2 separate regions of the Homo sapiens genome follow, and region 2 is linked to region 1. A link is a loop called in an ENCODE intact Hi-C map of the cell type or tissue named here. Cell type or tissue: GM12878. All regions are shown on one strand. Each heading gives the region's core, and the rest is flanking DNA. Links, peaks and the distances in the headings are about the cores only.

Region 1 (10,927 bases), core at 1,628-9,627:
TTCACACAGGGACGTTGCAAATACATGAAAGTCATCACACTGGAGATTTTTGCTTCCCAGAAATCAAGAAAGATATTCATCACTTTGAGTTTCAGTGGCAAGAAATTTAAAGAAATGGCCATGAAGCACCCATGACAGAAACCAAAGAGTTGACAGGTAGTACAGACTGACGTGATCAAAGACATGCTGGAAACAAGCCTATTAAAGATCAGCTTGGATCAAGCTTTCATTCGCATCTGCCTGAACTCCACATGTTTCAGACCCAAGGGAAAATTGGTAATCAAGTGGAGAAGTCTATCAATGATGCTTCCTCAGCTTCAACATCCCAAATAATTTGTAGGCTCAAAACCCATATTTCTATTAAGTATGGGAAGAATTTCCTCTATTCTTCATTATTCACACAAATACAAGAAGTACACATGAGGGAAAAACCTTTCCAATGTAATGAGTGTGGCAAAGCCTTTAATCATAGCTCATGTTTAAGGAGACATCACGTAACCCATTCAGGAGAGAAACAGTATAAATGTGATGTATGTGGCAAAGTCTTTCATCAGAAGCAATACCTTGCATGGCACCATAGTGTTCATACTGGAGAAAAACCTTACAAGTGTAATGAGTGTTCCAAGACCTTCAATCAGAAGTCATCCCTTCAGTGTCATCATAGACTTCATACTGTACAGAAACATTACAAATGTGAAGAATGCAACAAAGTTTAGAGTTGAGGATCACAACTTGAAACACACAGGAGAATTCATACTGGAGAAAAACCATACAAACGTAAGGTTTGTGACAAGGCTTTCTGGGATAATTCATGCCTTTCATGCCGTAAGAGTTCATACTGGAGAGAAATGTTACACATGTAACGAATGTGGCAAGGCTTTTAGTAGAAAAGCAAACCTTGCACATCATGGACTTCATACTGGAGGGAAATCTTACAAATGTAAGGGTTGTGACAAGGTTTTCCACCATGATTTATGCCTTGCACAACATCAGAGAGTTCATACTGGAGAGAACCTTACACATTTCACGAGTATGGAAAGACCTTTGCTCAAAATTCAGCCCTTGTAATGCATAAGGCAATTCATACTGGAAAGAAACCTTACACATGTAATGAATGTGGCAAGGTTTTTAGTAGAAAAGCACACCTTGCATGTCATCATAGACTTCATACTGTCTAAGGTTTCTAATCAACAATCAAACCTTGCACAACATCAGAGAGTTTATACTGGAGAGAAACCTTACAAGTGTAATGAGTGGGGCAAAGCCTTAAGTGGGAAGTCGTCACTTTTTTATCATCAAGCAATCCATGGTGTAGGGAAACTTTGCAAATGTAATGATTGTCACAAAGTCTTCAGTAATGCTACAACCATTGCAAATCACTGGAGAATCCATAATGAAGACAGATCTTACAAGTGTAATAAATGTGGTAAAATTTTCAGACATCGATCATATCTTGCAGTTTATCAGCGAACTCATACTGGAGAGAAACCTTACAAATATCATGACTGTGGCAAGGTCTTCAGTCAAGCTTCATCCTATGCAAAACATAGGAGAATTCATACAGGAGAGAAACCTCACAAGTGTGATGATTGTGGCAAAGTCTTGACTTCACGTTCACACCTCATTAGACATCAGAGAATCCATACTGGACAGAAATCTTACAAATGTCTTAAGTGTGGCAAGGTCTTCAGTCTGTGGGCACTCCATGCAGAACATCAGAAAATTCATTTTTGAGATAACTGTTCCAAATACAGTGACTATAGAAGATCATAAAGCTTTAATTGACATTAGAGCCAAATAGGCATTGACTTGAGATTGAGTTGACTTAACCTTGAGTTTAAGAATTAATTTACATTAAAGTGTTTATGTTAAGAAGATTGGGCCAGGTGGGGTGGCTCATGCCTGTAATCCCAGCACTTTGGGAGCCCAAGGCTGATAGATCACAGCCACACCTGGCTATGAGAGTGTGTAGGTGGCCGTTGGGGTGGGACCTGATTAGAAGGGGCAGGGCCTTGAACAGAATCTGGGCGGGGCAAGAATGAGGAGGCTGCCTGGAGGCCGGGCCAGAGGGTGATCGTCATCTTGAGGGCAAGGTCTGGAAGTGGTGTTTTGAAGGGCAGGGTCTCGAGGGGGCGGGTCCTGGCTTTCTCCTCAGCTGGACCCCAGGTGTCGTCTGCTGTCATCCTCTTGCCCTGCAGGACTAGATTCTCCGGGTACTAATTGGTGGATAGTTTCTGATGTGCCGTGATATTACCCCTAATATCACAGGGATGCCTCCTGTCCATTTTAGAGACTTGCTCTGTCGCCCAGGCTGGAGGGCAGTGGCGCGATCTCGGCTCATTGCAAGCTCCGCCTCCCGGGTTCATGCCATTCTCCTGCCTCAGCCTCCCGAGTAGCTGGGACTACAGGCGCCCGCCACCATGCCTGGCTAATTTTTTGTATTTTCAGTAGAGACGGGGTTTCACTGTGTTAGCCAGGATGGTCTCGATCTCCTGACCTCGTGATCCGCCCGCCTCGGCCTCCCAAAGTGCTGGGATTACAGGCGCGAGCCACCGCGCCCGGCCCCTAAGTTAATATTTCAAACAATCGAAGGTAAAACAACATATTGTGTTGGGCCACCTGTACTGAACGCTGAATCGTTTTTCCTCTTAAGTTGAAAATGGTTTTAATGCAAAGCGCCTTTTTTGAGCAGGTAGAGTCACGCATCCGGCAGGCGGGGCGAGCTCCCCTCTGTCTGGGGCAGGGTGGGGGAGAGGGGCAGGGACCTCGGTAAAGGGGTGGAGTGGCGCGCTGGTTGCCGCGGGCACTGGCAATTAGAAGGGATTATTAAACTAAGCAAGGTCCTGGGTTGTTTGAGTGGATAATGGAAACTGAAAGGTGACGTGCAAAACTGCCTATTACTCCCAGGAGTGGAGGATAATTTCATATTTCATGGAAATAAACTCAGGGCCCGGAGCGGTGGCTCACACCTGTAATCCCAGCACTTTGAGAGGCCAAGGAGGGAGGATCGCTTAAGCCCAGGAATTCGAAATCAGCCTAGGCAACATAGTAAGACCTCATCTCTACTAAAAATAAAAAAAAACAGCCAGGTGTGTTAGTCCACACCTGTGGTCCCAGCTGCTTGGGGTGCTGAGGTGGGAGGATCACTTGAGCCAGAAAGTTGGAGGCTGCAGTGAGCTCTGATCTTGCCACCACACTCCAGCCTGGGTGAAAAAGCTAGACCCTGTCTCAAACAAGCAAATAAATGAGAGGTATAAGTCCTCCTTTAAAAGTAAAGGAAGAGATTTTTCTTTCCTTTTGTCTCTTAGAACATTCAATTAGAAAATTTGTAAATTCATTTTCTCTGTCTTCTGAGGTTTTTTTTTTTAGACAGAGTTTTTCTCTTGTTACCCAGGCTTGAGTGCAAGCCACGATCTCGCCTCACCACAACCTCCGTCTCCCGAGTTCAAGCGATTCTCCTGCCTCAGCTTCCCGAGTAGCTGGGATTACAGGTATGAACCACTATGCCCGGCTAACTTTGTTTTTTTTTTTTAGAAATTAAACCTTTTTTCAGCTTAATGACCCAGGGGTGTATTTTTGAAGGACTTGGGAGCTCTCTTTGAAAGGCAAACAACAAGGGAAACAGTACCTTTATCTCAGTAGGAAATTAAATAATTCAAACATCAAATAACTTCAATTTAAGGCTATGGACTTTGAGATAATTCTGAGCCTTGAGAGGAATGTGGTCAGGCAACCTGAGTCCAGTGGAATGCAGGTGCAACTTCTAAGAGTTTTCCTGTAAGTAATTAAGAAGACTAAGTAGCCCCAGAGATAAGACCTCCTCGGATCATTGTCCCTTCTTATGTAGTGATAAAGTAACCTTCCTTGAAGTGTATCTATCCGTAATCAATCAAGTTGCTGCAGCCTATGCACTGGCCCAGAATAAAAAACGTGGTGATTCTGCTAAAGCTTCTCTGTCTTTCCCTGTGTGTGAAATCTTAACGTCTCTACTTGGGAACGCTGATCCCATTCATTTAGAGTTGATGTTTCCACGTGGCTATTTCCAAGCTTTGCCTTCAAATAAATTCTGTACTTAATCATATATTCTAAATTTTATTATTTACTGCTGACATCAGTTTCTGTCGGATTGTAGGAGCCTCACCAGAGAGGGCCCCTGTCGCCATGTTGTAAAACTCACACTTGCCAAAAGTTGTGGGTTAGGGTTTCTCCCCCTCCCTCAGGATGACGCTAGTTAGCTGACACAGATGGTCACCTCCATTACCAAGTAGAGTCAGGATGAACTATGTGTGACTGTTCAACTATGTGTCCTCTTCCCTGAGGACTGATTAGTGTTTATCTTGAAAACATGTCCTTAATGGGTTGTATAGAACACTGAAGCATCTGATTTCAAACTCTTAGCTCTTTTCCTCTATTTCCCATCACATTCTGGTCTAAGGCTTATTTATTAATAAAATGATTTTTATTTCTTTATTATCGTGGAGATGATTTTTCATTTGGGGGAAGATCATTTTGTTTTCAAATATATTGTCTCAACATTTAAATAGTGAAGTAAAGAGTATTTCTTGTGCCAGGCATGGTGGCTCACGCCTGTAATCACAGCACTCTGGGAGGCCAAGGCAGGCAGATCACTTCAAGTCAGGAGTTTGAGACCAGCCTGGCCAACATGGTGAAACCCCATCTCTACCAATTATACAAAAATTAGCCGGACATGGTGGCGCGCTTGTAATGCCAGCTATTCCGGAGGGTGAGGCAGGAGAATCACTTCAACACAGGGTGTACAGGCTGCACTGAGCCGAGACCTTGCCACTGCACTCCAGCCTGGACGACAGAGAAATACTCTGTCTTAAAAAAAAAAAAAGGAAATTAAGAAAGTAATAGATCTCCTCCACAAATGTGCTGGGACAACTAACTTGATATTCACATGGAAAAGAATAATGTTGGATCCCTACATCACACAATCAAAATTTTATTTTAAAAAGTTAGAGAACGAGGAAGGGAGCCCTGCGGGAGGGGGTGTTACTTTGTCGCCCAGGCTGGTCTGGAACCCCAGGCTCAGCAACCCTCCCGCTGCTGCTTCCTGAGTAGCTGGGACCTCAGGCTCCCTCCCCAGTGCCCGCATCTCTGCTGTGTTTAAGCAGCAGGTGGTGACTTCGCTCCTCCCTGGCCTGAGCACTCCGTCCCGCATCCCAGGCGGTGGCCCTAGGGAAGTCTCTGAAGCTGAGCACAGGGTGGACTCTGCCCCCACCGCCGACCCGCCCTCCCCGACCCCGAGTGAATGGAGAATAGAAAGGGAGAGGATTTCTGTTCTGTCCTGTGGGCCCTCAGTATGAAATCGTAGTTCTGCCCAGGCAGGACTTTGCATTTCACATTCTAGTTTGCATCCCCGTTCCAGACAATTCCAGGGCTTTTGACTCATGCCTCAGCCTTCCCGGCCAGTCTCCCTTCCAAAACCCGAAAAACGGAGGCGCTGGGCTCAAGACTGACTCTGTCCCGCCCCGGCCCCGCCCTCTGCCGGTTCTAAAGGGCAAAGTCTCTCCGCCTCGCGCCCCGCTTCCGCCTGCCCAGGCCCCGCCCACCTCCTCCTGGACCCCGCCCAGGCCTGGCTTCTGTCCTGCGCGAGCAGATCAGCGCGAACCTGGAAGCGGAGAGCGTGGAGTGAAGGTCCCACGGCAGCGCGTGAGTTTCTCTCTGTTTTATATTAAGTCTGTGCGTCCCAGGTCCCCGGCGCGTCTGTACCTGGGACGTGGGGTCCCCACAGACCTGGAAATTCTCGCCCGTCTTCACCCAGAGCAAATTGAGACTTCCCTTTGAGAGTCCGGGGTTCACTTCCTTTTGGGTTTAAAATCGCCTTGAAGCTGGTGCGGTCTCTGGTCTTGCTGCTATAGGGCAATGTATACACTTTGTATTGGGTAGTTTTCCTGCTCAAAACCTTTTTCTAACTCCTCCCGCCCCGCGCTTTTTAAAGTCCTTACAGGTGAGGTGGATTCCCGCCCTGGGCGCCTCCCACCCTCGCCTTCGACGGCCCCTCGAGTGCAGCGCCGTGCCCCCAGTCCCGCGGAGGCTGCGTCCTCTGCCTGGTCCTGAGATCCTTCAGACCCCACCATTGTCTTAAGGCGCCGTCGTCCCCCACCTCCCTTCTCGTGCCGGGCCCTGCTGCTCCCCAGGTCTCCTCTCCGCCGTCACCGCTTCCCCTGAGCCCGCGTTGGGAAGGTGTCCGGGGCCTGTCCTGTGACACGGGGTGTCCTTGCCTGCCCAGCTCCAGCCCCTGGAAAATGAGCTCCCCCGGGATGCAGACGTCTTACTCCAAACCCTCCTGTAATTGTATGGGCCAAAGGAATCAGGTGAGAGAGAGCAGTAGAAAACCTGAGATAAGAAAAGAGCAGGAGGAGAAAAGCAACTGGAGAAATGTAGAGAAAAGCTAGATGTACAGAGAGATGAAGGACAGCAAGGAAGAGAGGGGGCAGCAAAGAGGAAGGCTCATCAGAGTGAGGGAGAGGAGGAGGGGTTTGGAGCCAGGGCAGACAGAGCAGAGTGGTGCTGGTGGCAAGGACAGAGGGAGAAGCACAGCAGGGAGGACTACTGTGGGTCTAGAGTGCCATAAAGTGTGGACAGGGATGTATAACAGGGAAGAGAGAATGTAACAGGGAGAGCAGAGGAGGCGCAGAGATGGGAGAAGAGGCGGAATCTATGGAGGTTGAGGACAATCCAAAGATTGTGGGAGAAGGAGCAATAAGAGGTTAAATAAGTAGCGAGGATGGAGCAGAAAAGGTGGAAGAGAAGTAATAGAGGGAAGAAGGGGATAAACAGCAGAAGAGGAGAGGGGCAAAAATGAGGCACGGAAGCCCAGGGAAAAAGACAAGAAAACAAGAGCTAGAGAGAGAAGGGGAGAATGAGAGATATGTACAGATTTAGCGAGGGAAGCACAGTAATGAAGACAGAGGGGCTGGGCGCAGTAGCTCACGTCTCTAATCCCAGCACTATAGGAGACTGAGACAAGGGGATTGCTTGAGTACAGGAGTTCGAGCAACATAATGAGACCTCCCCATCTCTGACCAAAAAAAAAAAAAAAAAAAAAAATTAACCGGGCGTGATGGTGCACAGCTGTAATCCTAGCTACTCTGGAGGCTGACGTAGGAGGATAACTTGAGCCCAGGAGGCCCAGGCTGCAGTGAGCCGAGATCATGCCACTGCACTCCAGCCTGGTCAACAGAGTGAGACACTGTCTCAAAAGAAAAAAAGGAGCGGGGGACTTTGGGTAAAGATGAGTAGGTTAGTTCACTGGATATCATTAGTCGTTGACTTCTTTGTATATAATCTGATAACTTAAAACTTGTTTAAATTATACAGATGAGGTTGAGAATTTTTAAACTCCTGTCTATGAGACATGTACCTGTAAATCTTAGCATCAGAGGTTAGCTTCCACCTGAAATCCCTATTCAGCCAAACAGCAGTGACTTATTCAGTTGTGAGTCACTCTCTTGCCTTTTCCCAGAGTTGGGTAGGAAGTGGAGCAGTGAAGTGGGAAAAAAAAAATTGGTGTTATTACATAATACTTTTAATTTAATTAATTAATATTTGGGATGGGCTCTGGCTCTGTAGCCCAGGCTCACGACTGTAATCCCAGCACTTTGGGTGAGGCTAGTGGATCACTTCAGGTCAGGAGTTTGAGACCAGCCTGGCCAACATGATGAAACTCCGTCTCTACTAAAAATACAAAAATTAGCCGAGCATGGTGGTACTCACCTGAAATCCCAGATACTAGAAAGGCTGAGGAAAAAGAATCGCTTGAGCCCAGGAGCAGAAGGTTGCAGTGAGCCAAGAGCCTGCCACTGCACTCCAGCCCAGGTGACAGTGCGAGACTCTGTTTCAAAAAGCAAAACAAAACCATCTGGGTGACTTTAAAGATAATCCAGTTCTGGCCAGGCACGATGGCTCACGCCTGTCATCCCAGCACTTTGGGAGGCTGAGGCAGGCGGATCACCAGAGGTCGGGAGTTCCAGAACAGCCTTACCAACATGGAGAAACCTTGTTTCTACTAAAAACACAAAATTAGCCAGGGGTGGTGGGGCATGACTGTAGTCCCAACTACTCGAGAGGCTGAGGTGAGAGAAGTCACTTGAACCCGGGAGGCGGAGGTTGTGGTGAGTTGAGATCGCGCCATTGCACTCCACCTTGGGCAACAAGAGTGAAATTCCGTCTAAAAAAAACAAAAAGATATCCATTTCCCTGTTTGCTACTCCTGTGTTTTTGATTCAGTAGTTCTTGGACGAGAGCTCGTTGTCCACATATTACATATGACTATTCTCCCTAAGCATTCAGAAGGAGGCAGTCAGTGGAGGAAATTGTGAAATATTTTGCTAGATCCATCTGTAATGTTTTCTTTCTTACTAAAACATAGGGCTGCGGCTCTAGAAAAGCTCCAGCACGTCATCTTCCTTTTTTTTTTTTTTTTTTTTTTTTTTTTTTTTTAATAAGCAGGAGTCTTTCTGACCTGTTATCTCCATGTTGGAGTGAGGGAAGGAGCCCTGGACTGTGGAGAATGAAGTGAAAATAACAAAAAAAATACAGATGGGTAGGAATGTATTATGGGTGTAAACACAAATAGGAGCTCAGATGGGCAGAGTGGAAGCTCCACCCTCAAATCTCTCTGCAAGTGGGAGAATTCGGCGGGAAAAGAAAAGTTTAAATCCTGAGATCTCTGAGTGGACATCTTTCTTTGCCCCCTCTTATGTCTCTGTTATTTATTTTATTTTATTTTATTTATTTATTTATTTATTTTGAGACAGCGTCTCACTCTGTTGCATAGACTGGAGTGCAGTGGCACAATAGCTCACTACGACCTCCACCACCTGGGTTCAAGTGATTCTCCTGCCTCAGCCTCCCAAGTAGCTGGAACTACAGGCATGCATCACCACCATACTAGGCTAATTTCTGCATTTTTGGTAGAGACGGGGTTGTGCCATGTTGGCCAGGCTGGTCTCGAACTCCTGACCTCAGGTGTTTTTCCTGCCTCGGCCTCCCAAAGTGCTGAAATTACAAGTGTGAGTCACCACGCCAGGCCCCTCTGCTCTTTAGATGTGTAGTAGTTTGATTTTTTTGTCCTCTAGTGATGCTGCAGCTCAGAGACAAAGGCAGAATCTTTATCCTGATGGGCAACACCGTGTCATCTGGCTTCTGTGACCTCATTGGTTTCTTGACTCTGGAACAGGGAGGGCTGTGTCAAAGGGGTCTCCTTCCCCTGTGGTCTCTCATTCTGTACTTGACTCCTTCTGACGCTCCATTCTCTGTCCCTATAGATAAGATCTGAGGCCTCCATACACCTACCCCTTGACCTACCAGGTTCCATCCCATTTCCTGTACTTGGAACACCTAATCAAGAGATCGGAAAACCTGGGCTGCTCCTCCTTTGCAACCGGGGCCCGGGATACTGCACAGAGCCCTCTCTGCTTGTTCAAATAGTTGGCTTGCCTATTTGAAGTAGGAAAAAAAGGCCATGCGCGGTGGCTCATGCCTGTAATCCCATCATTTTGAGAGGCTGAGGAGGGCGGATCACTTCAGGTCGGGAGTTTGAGACCAGCCTGGCCAACATGGTGAAACTCCGTCTCTACTAAAAATACCAAAAGTAGCCGGGTGTGGTGGTGGGTGCCTGTAATCCCAGCTACTCGGGAGACTGAGGCAGAAGAATCTCTCGAACCCGGGAGGTGGACTCTGCAGTGAGCTGAGATTCCGACACTGCACTTTAGCCTGGGCAACAAAGAAAGACTCCACCCCCCGCCAAAAAAAAGAAATACAAAAAAAAAAAAAGTGTTTTTCCTACTCTCTCATGCCACTGAGCACAGAATGCCTCAGTTCTGATCACCAAAATTTGTGGATTTCTCCCCAACCACATCTTGGAGTGCAATGGTGTGATCTTGGCTCACCACAAACTCTGTTTCCTGGGTTGAGATGATTCTCCTGCCTCAGCCTCCTGAGTATCTGGCAAAAGAGCAAGACCTCATCTCAAAATAAAATAAAATATGTGAGAACAAAATTACTCAAAGTACAAAAGGCTAATCAGAGACTCAAAGAAAACAACCATTTGTCTCTTATTTACCTATGTCCTGGAATCCACCCCCCACCCCGCTTTGGGTTGTTCCACCTTTCCCGACTTAACCAACGTACATCTGACACTTACTGATACGTCATGACTCCCTAAAATGTAAGCTCTACCTAGACCATATTGGGCACATGACATTAGGACCTCTTGAGCCTGTGTCGTGGGCATGCAGTTAACCTTGGCAAGATAAACTTTCTAAACTGATTGAGATTTGTCTCAGATACTTCGTTCACAAACTATTTTTAAAGTCCCAGGTAATTTATTTTAGCAGCTAAAAGAAAAATCTTGGCTGGCACGTTGGCTCATGCCTGTAATCCCAGCACCTTGGGAGGCCAAGGCGGTTGGATCACAAGGTCAGGAGTTCAAGATCATCCTGGCCAACATGGTGAAACCTTGTCTCTACTACAAATACAAAAATTAGTGGGCATCTTGGCATGTGCCTGTAATCCCCGCTACCTCAGAGGCTGAGGCTGGAGAATCGCTTGATCCAGGGAGTCATGGGTTGCAGTGAGCCGAGATTGTGCCACTTCACTCTAGCCTGGTGACAGAGAAGACTGTCCAAAAAAAAAAAAAAAAAAAAAAAAAAAAAAAAAAAAAGCTGGTTTCAGGGGTTTCTGGTTACAACAGGAAGTTTCAGCAGCCATACTTCAGAGAATCACGTTCTTGAAGCAATGTTTGTATCCTGAGTTCATTTTTCATCTGTCCTCTTGACTTTGGTTTAGTTGTGAGGCAGCCTCATTTTCTGGGGTAATACCTGATGTTCGTTGTCTCATGGCCACGGAAATCGAGGACACGGACACCCAAGAGTGGCGTTAAGAGTGGAAGTTCAAT
Region 2 (10,927 bases), core at 866-8,865, 91 kb after region 1:
GGCTCATGTCTGAGGTCCCAACTACTCAGGAGGCTGAGGTAGGAGGATCACTTGACCCCAGGGGGCCAAGGCTGCAGTTAGAGGAGATCACGCCACTGCACTCCAGCCCGAGTGATACAGCCAGACCCTGTCTCAAAATATTAATTAATTAAATTAAAAGTATTGTGTAATAACAGAAAGTGATTTTTGTTGCACTTCACTGCCCCACGTCCTACCCCACCCTGGGAAAAGGGAAGAGAGTAACTTCCAACTCAATAAGTCACTGCTCTCTGGCTGAATAGGGATTCCAACTGGAAGCTAACCTCTGATGCCAAGATTTACAGAATGTACATGTCTCATAGACAGGAATTTTAAAATTCTCAATCTCATCTTTATAATTTAATCAAGTTTTAAATTATTAGATTATATACACAGAAGTCAACATGTCACAACTAATCATAGCCAATAAACTCACCTACTCATCTGATCCCAAAGTCCCCCTGCCCCTTCTTTTCTTTGGTAACAGGGTCTCACTCTGTTGACCAGGCTGCAGTGCAGTGGCATGATCTTGGCTCACTGCAGCCTGGACCTCCCGAGCTCAAGTGATCCTCCTCCCTTGGCCTCCAGAGTAGCTGGGATTACAGGTGCGCACCATCATACCCGATTAATTTTTTTTTTTTTTTGGCAGAGATAAGGATCTCACTATGTTGTGCAGGCTGGTCTAGAACTCCTGGACTCAAGCAATCCCCCTGCCTCAGTCTTCTAAAGTTCTGGGATTACAGGCATGAACCACTGTACCCAGCCTCTCTTTCTTCATTACTTTGCTTCCTTCCCTGATTCTGTACGTATCTCTCATTCTCCCCTTCTCTCTCTAGCTCTTGTTTTATTTTCCCCCGGGGTTCTGCTCCTCATTTTGTACCTCTCTCCTCTCCTGCTGTTTATCCCCTTCTTCACTCTATTCCTTCTCTTCCACCTCTTCTGCTCCATCCTTGTAACTTATCTAACATCTTGCTGCTCTTCTCCCCAATCTTTTGATCATCCTCTATCTCTATATGGACAGAAATTTAAAAATAATAAGTACTGCATTTATTCACTCCAAGAAAAGTAAAAGCTAAGGCCCACAATGTGGCAAGGCAAGGTTTAAAAATAAAAAGAAAAGAACAAGTTTTCCTCTGCCTGTCAAGCTCACATCAAGAACGGTTACAGGATAACGCTGTCCGAATAGCCAAGTCTAAATGAATGGGCTCCAGACACCCCCACCTTCCAGAGCAAGGTTGAAGGAAAAAAAAAAAAAAAAAAAAAAGAGAGAGATTATTTTACTGTTACTCTTTTTCCAGGCTTCTTAAGCATTATTATGTTTTACAAATGTCTGTATTTAGTCAGTTCTTGTTTTTCCTTTGATGCAGCTACAAGGCCACCGGCAACCCAAGGTCACAAGATATGTTATGCTATAGATTACACAACCTGTCACTGTATAATTAACTGCTTTTGTTTTGCTTTTGTAAGGCCACTTATAAAAACCCTGCTCTGTCTTTGTTCAGTGCTCAGCTTTTTGGATATGAATCCACTGAGCCAGTGCGTACCTAAAATAAACAATTCTGTTTCTCTCATATTGGTCTCTCCATTCTTCAGTTTCCCCTAACACAAATATTTCCGCCTCTTCTCCCATCTCAGCGCCTCCTCTGCTCTCCCTGTTACATTCTCTCTTCCCTGTTATACCCTCATCCCCACTCTCTAGCACTCCAGATCCCCAGGTGTCCTCCCTGCTGTGCTTCTCCCTCTGTTCTCCTTGCCACCAGCACCACTCTGCTCTGTCTGCCCTGGCTCCAAATCCCTCCTCCTCTCCCTCACCCTGATGAGCCTCCCTCTTTGCTGCCCCTCTCCCTACCTTGCTGTCCTTCATGTCTCTGTACATCCAGCTTTTCTCTACATTTCTGCACTTGCTTTTCTCCTCCTGCTTTCTTATCGTTTTCTTTTCACTTTTGCTGTCTCTTGGCAAATCCCTCACCCATCCTCTACTTTGCCATCTCTTATGGCTCTTTCTCATTCTTCTTTTCTCTGTCTCAGGTTTTCCACTGCTCTCTGTCCGTCTCCTGATCCCTTTGGCCCACACAATCACAGGAGGGTTTGGAGTAAGACGCCTGCATCCCGGAGGAGCTTATTTTCCAGGGGCTGGAACTGGGCAGGCAAGAACACCCCGTGTCACAGGACAGGCCCCGGGCACCTCCCCAACGCGGGCTCAGGAGAAGCGGTGACTGCGGAGGAGAGACCTGGGGAGCAGCAGGGCCCGGCACGAGGAGGGAGGTGGGGGGCGACGGCGCCTGAGGACAAGGGTGGGGTCTGCAGGATCCCAGGACTAGGCAGAGGACACGGCCTCCCCGGGACAGGGGCCGCGGCGCTGCGCTTCAGAGGCCGACAAGGGCAAGGCTGGGAGGTGCCCACGGCGGGAATCCACTTCGCGGGTGAGGACGTTAAAAAGCGCGGGGCGGGAGGAGTCTGAAAATGATTTTGAGAAAAAAAAAAAAAAAACAACAACAACTACGCGATAGGAAGTGTATACATTGCCCTAGAGCAGAAAGACAGGGGATGGGACCAACCTCAGGGCGACTTTAGACCCAAAAGGAAGCGACTTCCAGACTCTCACGGGGATGTCTCTATTTGCTCTGGGTGAAGACGGGAGAGAAGTTCCAGATCTGTGGGGACCCTAGGTCCGAGGGACAGAAACGCTGAGGACCTGGGAAATGCAGACTTAATACAAAACAGCGAAACTCACCGCCGCGGTGTGACCGTCACTCCACGCGATCCGCTTCCAGATTTGCGAGAATCTGCGCGCGCAGGACAGAAGCCAGGCCTCGGCGGGCCCCGCGAGGTGGTGGGCGGGGCCTGGGCCGGGTGGCGGCGGGGCGCGAAGCAGAGAGACTTTGCGGTTTAGAACCGGCAGAGGGCGGGGCCGGGGCGGGACCTGTGTGTCTCACATCCTGGCTCCCAGCGCCTCTGTTTTTCGGGTTTGGGAGGCGACAGCGGCCAGGAAGTATGAGGCATGATTCAAAAGCCCTGGAATTTTCTGGAACGGGGATGCAAACTAGAATGTGAAATGCAAAGCCCTGCCAGGGCGGAACATAGGATTTCATGCTGACGGCCCACAGAACAGAACAGAACTCCTCTCCCTTTCTATTCTCCATTCACAAGGGAGGGAGGGTCCGCCCTGTGCTCAGCTTCAGAGACTTCCCTAAAGCCACTGCCTGGGGTGCGGGACGGAGTGCTCAGGCCAGGGAGGAGTGAGGTCACCACCTGCTGCTTAAACACAGCAGGGGTGCAGGCGCGAAGGCGGGAGCCTGAGGTCCCAGCTACTCAGGAAGTAGGAGCAGGAAGATCGCTGAGCCCTGGGGTCCAGGCCAGCCTGGGCGACAAAGTAACACCCCCTCCCGCAAGGCCACCTTCCTTGTCTCCCTCTCTCTCCGTCTCTCTCTCTCTCTCTCTCTCTCGCTTTTTAAACCTTTTTAAATAAAATTTTTGATGGTGTGACATAGGGATCCAACATTATTCTGTTCCGTGTGGATATCCAGTTAGTTGTTCCAGCACATTTGTGGAAGAAATCTATTACTTTTTTTTCACGTTTTTCTTTTCTTTTTCTTTGAGGGAGTCTCCCTCTGTCGCCCAGGCTGGCGTGAAGGGGCGTGATCTCTGCTCACTGCGACCTCTGCCTCCTGGGTTGAAGCGATTCTCCTGCCTCAGCCTCCGGAGTATTACAGTATTACTGGTATTAGAGGCACGAGCGACCATGCCCGGCTAATTTTTGTATTTTTGATAGAGGCGGGCTTTCACCATGTTGGCCAGGCTGGTCTCAAACTCCGAACTTCAAGTAATCTACCTGCCTCGGCCTCCTAAAGTGCTGGGACTACAGGCGTGGGCTACCTTGCATAGCCTAAGGAATGCTCTTTACTGTTTAAACGTTGAGAAAATATAATTGAAAACAAAGAAAATCTTCCCCCAAATGGGTAATTATCTCCACGACAACAGAGAAATAAATAAAAACCATTTTAATAAAGAACCTTAGACTCAAATGTGATGGGAAATAGAGGCAAACAGCTATGAGGTTGAAAAGAGAGAAAGAAATGTCACTGTTCTATACAACCCATTAAGCACATGTTTTCAAGATAAACACTAATCAGTCCTCAGGGAAGGGGATTTGACAACCCCTTGGGTCACACATACTTCATCCTGGCTTTACTTGGTAATGGAGGTGACCATCTGTGTCAGCTAATTAGCTTCATCCCGAGGGAGGGGGAAAAACCCTAACCCATGTCTTTTTGACAAGTGTGAGTTTCACAACATGGGGACAGGTGCCCTCTCTGGTGAGACTCCTACAATACGACAGACACTGATGTCAGAGGTAAATAATAAAATTTAGAATATATGATTAAGTGCAGAGTTTGTTTGAACACAAAGCTTGGAAATAGCCACCTGGAAACATCAACTTCAAATGAATAGGATCAGCGTTCTCAGGTGGAGACGTTAAGATTTTACACACATAGGAAAAGACAGAGAAGCTTTACCAGAATCACATTTTCCATTCAAGACCAGTGCCTAGGGTGCAGCAACTTGACTGGTGATGGATTGATACACTTCAAGGAAGGTTACTTTATCACTCCATAAGAAGGGACAATGATGCCAAAAGGTCTTAACTCTGGGGCTGCTTAGTCTTCCTAATTATTTACAGAATAACCTTTTTTTTTTTAGTTGTTTGTTTGTTGTTGCTGTCATTTTTTCAGACAGCGTCTAGCTCTGTCACCCAGGCTGGAGTGTACTGGCACTATCTCGGCTCACTGCAACCTCCACCTCCCGGGTTCAAGCAGTTCTCCTGCCCCAGTCAGCCAGGTAGCTGCGATTACAGGCCAGTGCGACCACGCCTGGCTAATTGTTTTCTGTTTTTAGTAGATACTGGGTTTCACCATGTTGGGCTTCTCCATTAATCTCTCCTGCACACTTCAGACCACATCCACACACACTTAAATCAACTTCAGTTCAGAGATGAGAAGCAAAAACCTAGAGAGGACACATCCACAGTTACTCACCAGGCTGAGGTGGGAGGATTGCTTGACCCTGGAGAGCAGAGGTTGAAGTGACTCAAGATCGCACCACTGCCCTCCAGCCTGGGGGACATAGTGAGACCCCGTTACCCACATCCACCAAAAAGTTGGAAATGCATTGAAATAAGAGACAGCTTCAAGAAACTATAAAAGCAATGCATGCAGAAAATTCAAAGGTCAACCAACATACAGAAACTATGAAGAACTACACAGAAACTCTTGGGCTAAAAATAGAGTAACTAAATGAAAAAACGCAATACATGGGTTCAAAATCAGAATTCATTAGGTAAATTAAAAATTAGTGAAGAGGGGATGGGTGAGGTGGCTCACACCAGGACTTTGGGAGGACAAGGTGGGTGGATCACTTGAGCTCAGGAGTTTGGAGACCAACCTGGCCAATGTGGTGAAACCTTGTCTCTACTAAAAATACAAAGATTAACAGGGTGTGGTGGTGAGCTCCTGTAGTCCCAGCTACTCTAGGGGCTGATACAGGAGAAGCACTTGAACATGGGAGGCAGAGGTTGCAGTGAGCCGAGATCACCCCACTGCCCTCCAGCCTGGGCGACAAAGCAGGACTGTCTCAAAAAATAATAATAATAATAATAATAAAATAGGCCAGGCCTGGTGGCTTATGCTTGTAATCCCACTATAAAAAAAAAATACAGAAAATTAGCCAGGCGTGGTGGTGGGCACCTGCAGTCTCAGCTACTCGGGAGGCTGAGGCAGAAGAATGGCATGAACCTGGGAGGTGGAGCTTGCGGTGAGCTGAGATCATGCCACTGCACTCCAGCCTGGGCGACAGAGCAAGACTCCATCTCAAAAAAAAAAAAAAAAAGAAATTTATCCTTACTACTTACTGTCTACACATAGATAATCAAAGGCAAGTAGTTAAAGACATAGTTAAAAATATGACAAAACTGGCCGGGCATGGTGGCTCAAGCCTGTAATCCCAGCACTTTGGGAGACCGAGGTGGGTGGATCACAAGGTCAGGAGATCGAGACCATCCTGGCTAACACGGTGAATCCCCGTCTCTACTAAAAATACAACAAATTAGCAGGGTGTGGTGGCGGGCGCCTGTAGTCCCAGCTACTCCGGAGGCTGAGGCAGAAGAATGGCGTGAACCCGGGAGGCGGAGCTTGCAGTGAGCCGAGATCAACCCACTGTACTCCAGCCTGGGCGACAGAGCAAGACTTCGTCTCAAAAAAAAAAAAAAAAAAAAAAGACAAAACTGACACATGTGCCCATACAAGTGTAGCATGGATTCAACCCTGATGCCATGTTTAGAAAGTAGTTCCCAGCACTAGGAGGATTTAAAACTCTTATAATAGGAGTTATTATAGTAATAGAAACCTGCTTACTGCTGCCTTGTTTGCTACCTGTACTTCTTCAAACGATAAAAAGCTTCATCGCTATTTTAGTTCACCAAAATGCTTCAGCACAAGTGTACTATATGAATCACTATCAATCTGTTGCACAAAAAGACATAAGCAGCAAAAATAAGAGTGAGAATTCCCACTAATAAAAAGTGAGACTCTCAAAGGGGGGAAATGAGGGAAGAGAGAGAGACCCTCTCATATTGTTTTATATTGTTTTATACTCAGTACCTGTTTTAAGAAAAAAACAAGGAAGTGAAACCAAAGGCAGGCATCCCGATGCCAGGCATCAGACCTAAAACCAGACCTGAAACCAGGCCTCGGCCTGCCTGGCCTAAACCTAGTAATTAAAATTCCACCCCTGACCTAGCAACTGATGTTATCTATAGATCCCAGACATTGTATGGAAGGACATTGTGAAACCTCCTGTTCTGTTCTGTTTCACTCTGACCACCAGCGCATGCACCCCCTGTCACATACCCCCTGCTTGCTCAAATCAATCACTACCCTTTAATGTGAAATCTTTAGTGTTGTGAGCCCTTAAAAGGGACAGAAATTGTTCACTCAGAGAGCTCGGATTTTAAGACAGTAGCTTGCCAATGCTCCCAGCTGAATAAAGCCCTTCCTTCTACAACTCGGTGTCTGAGAAGTTTTGTCTGTGGCTCATCCTGCTACAACCTGAGGGCAGGAGTTCAAGACTAGCTGGGCCAAAATGGTGAAACCCCATCTCTACTAAAAATACAAAAAAAATTAGTTGGGGGTGGTGGCACTGGACTATAATCCCCAACTTTTTGGGAGGCTAAAACAGGAGAATTGCCTGGGAGGCAGAGTTTGCAGTGATCTGAGATCATGCCACTGAACTCCAGCCTGGATAACAGAGACTTTGTCTCAAAAAAAAAAAAAAAAGGCCAGAAGAGGTGGCTCACGCCTGTAATCCCAGCACTTTAAAACGCTGAGGCGGACGGATCACGAGGTTATGAAATCCAGACTGTCATGACTAACAAGGTGAAATACCATCTCTACTGAAAATACCAAAAAATTATCCGGGCGTGGTGGCACTCACGTGTAGTCCCACATACTTGGGAGCCTGAGGTAGGAGAATCACTTGAACCCAGGAGGCAGAGTTTGCAGTGAGCCGAGATCACGCCACAGCACTCCAGCCTGGCTACCGGGTGAGACTCCATCTCAAAAAAAAAAAAAAAAAAAAATTAACCGGCCATGGTGGAACTCACCTGTGGTCCCAGCTACTTGGGAGGCTGAGGTTGGGAAATGGCTTGAGCCTGAAGGAGGTTGCAGTGAGCTAAGATCACGCCATTGCTCTCCAGCCTAAGCGACACAGCAAGACCTTCTCTCAAAATAAAATCAAATATATGAAAACAGAATAACTCAAAGTACAAAAATCCATTTTGTTGATATAGGTCCACAAAATAATAAAACAGAGACTCGCAAGAAACTACATGCTAATAAAAAAAAGTTGTCATTTTCCCCAGATCTTTTCTTTCTTCCTTTTTTTTTTTTTTTTTTTTTTTTTAGACAGGGTCTCGTTCTGTCGCCCAGGCTGCAGTGCAGTAATGCAATCTTGGTTCACTGCAACCTCTGCCTTCTGGGTTCAAGTGGTTCTCCTGCCTCAGCCACAGAGTAGCTGGGATTACCGGTGCCCACCACCATGCCCGGCTAACTTCTGTATTTTTAGTAAAGATGGGGTTTCACCATGTTGGCCAGGCTTGTCTTGAACTCCTGAGCTCAGGTGACCCACCAACCTCAGCTTCCCAAAGTGCTAGGATTACAGACATGAGTCACCACATCCAGCAAATTTTCAAAATATATACATATATGTGTGCCAATGTGTACGTATATGTATGTGTGTGTGTGTGTGTATATATATATATAAAGATTTTTAAAATATAAAAAGTAGCAAGTTTTGTTTAACTGAAGAGGAATCTCATCTTGCTGGAAACGGATACTTTGATAGTTGGGGACAGGGAGGAATCTTGTCAGATCTAAGAAAACAGGAAATGTCCCCTCCTAGAGGAAGCAATCACCCTTTCAACTGCCTGACATGGAGGAATCTTTAGATATCTGTAGGAATGCAGGCATGCTCAGATGCAGCCACTATGGCACTCTTTATACAGAGAAAAATTGCAAAGGACCCACATACTGTCATTCAGCCAATTTCCAATGCAGATGTCAAAGAGCAAGCTAGCCATGTTTACTAACATAACAACATGTAAATTTTCACAACTAGCAGGATGAAATATCAAAGTAAAATATTTACTAAAACACAAAGAAAACAATAGACGCTGGGGTCTAGGTGAGGGTGGAGATGGGGAGGAGAGAGGAGCAGAAAAAATAGCTAATGGGGCTGGGCACAGTGGCTCACGCCTGTAATCCCAGCACTTTGCTAGGGCAAGGGGGTTGGATCACCTGAGGTCAGGAGTTCAAGATCAGCCTGGCCAACATGGTGAAACCCTGTCTCTACTAAAAGTACAAACATTAGCCAGGCATGGAGGCATGTGCTTGTAATCCCAGCTACTCAGGAGGCTGAGGCAGGAGAGTTGCTTGAACCCAGGAGGCAGAGGTTGCAGTGAGCCGAGATCATGCCATCATACTCCAGACTCAAAAAACGAGCAAAACTCAGTGTCAAAAAAAAAAGAAAAGAAAAAAAGCTACTGGGTACTGGGCTTGATACCGGTGTACAACAAACTCCAATGACATGAGTTTGCCTATGTAACAAACCATCACATGTAGCCCCAATCCTAAAGTAAAAACATAACTATAAAACATTTTATTTTTTTAATTTACTACGGAATTATTTTTAAAGTCTCATAATGATGCAGAAATACAGGTGTACAAGACTTGCTCTGACACTTGGCACAGAACTGACAGTAGCGGCTCCCCAGTGAGTTTGGAAAGAGGGTGGAGGACGTGACAGGGAAAGGAGATGCTTTGTGGCAAAGGGTCTGCAGCTTTGCTAAGAGTTTTACTAGAAAACAAATATATCCATCCTGTGATGTTTAAATATCAAAATATATATTTAATAAACATTGGTAGAGCTGAGCACGGTGGCTCGTGCCTGTAATCCCAGCACTCTGGGAGGCTGAGGTGGGTGGATAACCTGAGGTCAGAACTTTGAGGCCACCCTGGCCAACATGGTGAAACCCCATCTCTACTAAAAATACAAAAAAATTAGCCGGGCGTGGTGGCACACGCCTATAACCCCAGCTACTTGGGAGGCTGAGGCAGGAGAATCACTTGAACCCAGAAGACAGAGGTTGCAGTAAACTGAGATCATGTCACTGCACTCCAGCTTGGGTGGCAGAGGCTGACTCCATCTCAAAAAATAAATTGTAACCATTTTTACCAAAAACACCTGTTTCACAAGCCTCTCCACAGTAACCCCACAGTCTCCATGAGCTTAATGTGTTAAGAATGGTTTAATGAATCTCCTGCTATTATTTAGGTTGATTTCCTATTCTTAAACTAATGATGGAATAAAACACCTTCTATCATTCATGTCTGTGTATGAACTTTCCACTCTAATTAGTTCGATTTTTGGAGCCAGAAACACAATAACTCACTCAATTACCTAAAAATGTAGTATGAAAGTGAAGCGGTGGGTTGCCCCTCCACACCTGTGGGTGTTTCTCGTTAGGTGGAATGAGAGACTTGGAAAAGAAAAAGACACAGAGACAAAGTGTAGAGAAAGAAATAAGGGGGCCCAGGGGACCAGGGTTCAGCATATGGAGGATCCCGCCAGCCTCTGAGTTCCCTTCATATTTATTGATCATTTTGGGGTGTTTCTCAGAGAGGGGGATGTGGCAGGGTCATAGGATAATAGTGGAGAGAAGGTCAGCAGATAAACACGTGAACAAAGGTCTCTGCATCATAGACAAGGTAAAAAATCAAGTGCTGTGCTTTAGATATGCATACACATAAACATCTCAATGCCTTACAGAGCAGTATTGCTGCCCGCATGTCCCACCTCCAGCCCTAAGGTGGTTTTCCCCTATCTCAGTAGATGGAACATACAATCGGGTTTTATACCGAGACATTCCATTGCCCAGGGACGGGCAGGAGACGGATGCCTTCCTCTTGTCTCAATTGCAAGAGGCGTGCCTTCCTCTTATACTAATCCTCCTCAGCACAGACCCTTTACGGGTGTCGGGCTGGGAGACGGTCAGGTCTTTCCCTTCCCATGAGGCCATATTTCAGACTATCACATGGGGAGAAACCTTGGACAATACCTGGCTTTCCTAGGCAGAGGTCCCTGCGGCCTTCCGCAGTGTTTGTGTCTCTGGGTACTTAAGATTAGGGAGTGGTGATGACTCTTAAGGAGCATGCTGCCTTCAAGCGTCTGTTTAACAAAGCACATCTTGCACCGCCCTTAATCCATTTAACCCTGAGTGGACACAGCACATGTTTCAGAGAGCATGGGGTTGGGGGTAAGGTCATAGATTAACAGCATCTCAAGGCAGAAGAATTTG

The links. Hi-C counts contacts between places; a loop is a spot of excess contacts. Peaks named below come from ENCODE experiments on the same cell type or tissue, not always from the same donor. Only the 100,000 strongest peaks of a DNase experiment are listed, where the experiment ranks them.
Region 2: it touches region 1 in a loop (3-fold over the local background); 13 of 110 quality-filtered maps call a loop at or near these places.

What each region holds. Positions count from the first base shown.
Region 1 is chr19:52,595,680-52,606,606 of GRCh38, forward strand. It overlaps LOC137778871 (a long non-coding RNA gene), which reads left to right and starts at 5,622. Exons shown (of 3, transcript NR_197425.1): 1 at 5,622-5,676. It also overlaps a transcript of ZNF701 not described here and the pseudogene ZNF137P. RefSeq lists a silencer at 5,482-5,541 and enhancers at 5,662-5,721, 5,674-6,180, 5,792-5,841, 6,502-6,581. In GM12878, for the core only: CTCF peaks have their summits at 5,503 (motif pointing left) and 6,467; a DNase peak (open chromatin) is centred at 5,582; H3K4me3 peaks cover 1,751 bases; H3K27ac peaks cover 543 bases.
Region 2 is chr19:52,687,691-52,698,617 of GRCh38, forward strand. LOC122539214 (Zinc finger protein LOC122539214) reads right to left here and starts at 2,806. Exons shown (of 4, transcript NM_001396016.1): 1 at 2,753-2,806. It also overlaps a transcript of ZNF83 not described here. RefSeq lists enhancers at 1,940-2,475, 5,670-6,205, 8,440-9,251, 10,063-10,873, 10,874-10,927 and a silencer at 2,769-2,978. In GM12878, for the core only: a CTCF peak has its summit at 4,336; DNase peaks (open chromatin) are centred at 2,593, 2,891 and 4,261; H3K4me3 peaks cover 3,010 bases; H3K27ac peaks cover 1,867 bases.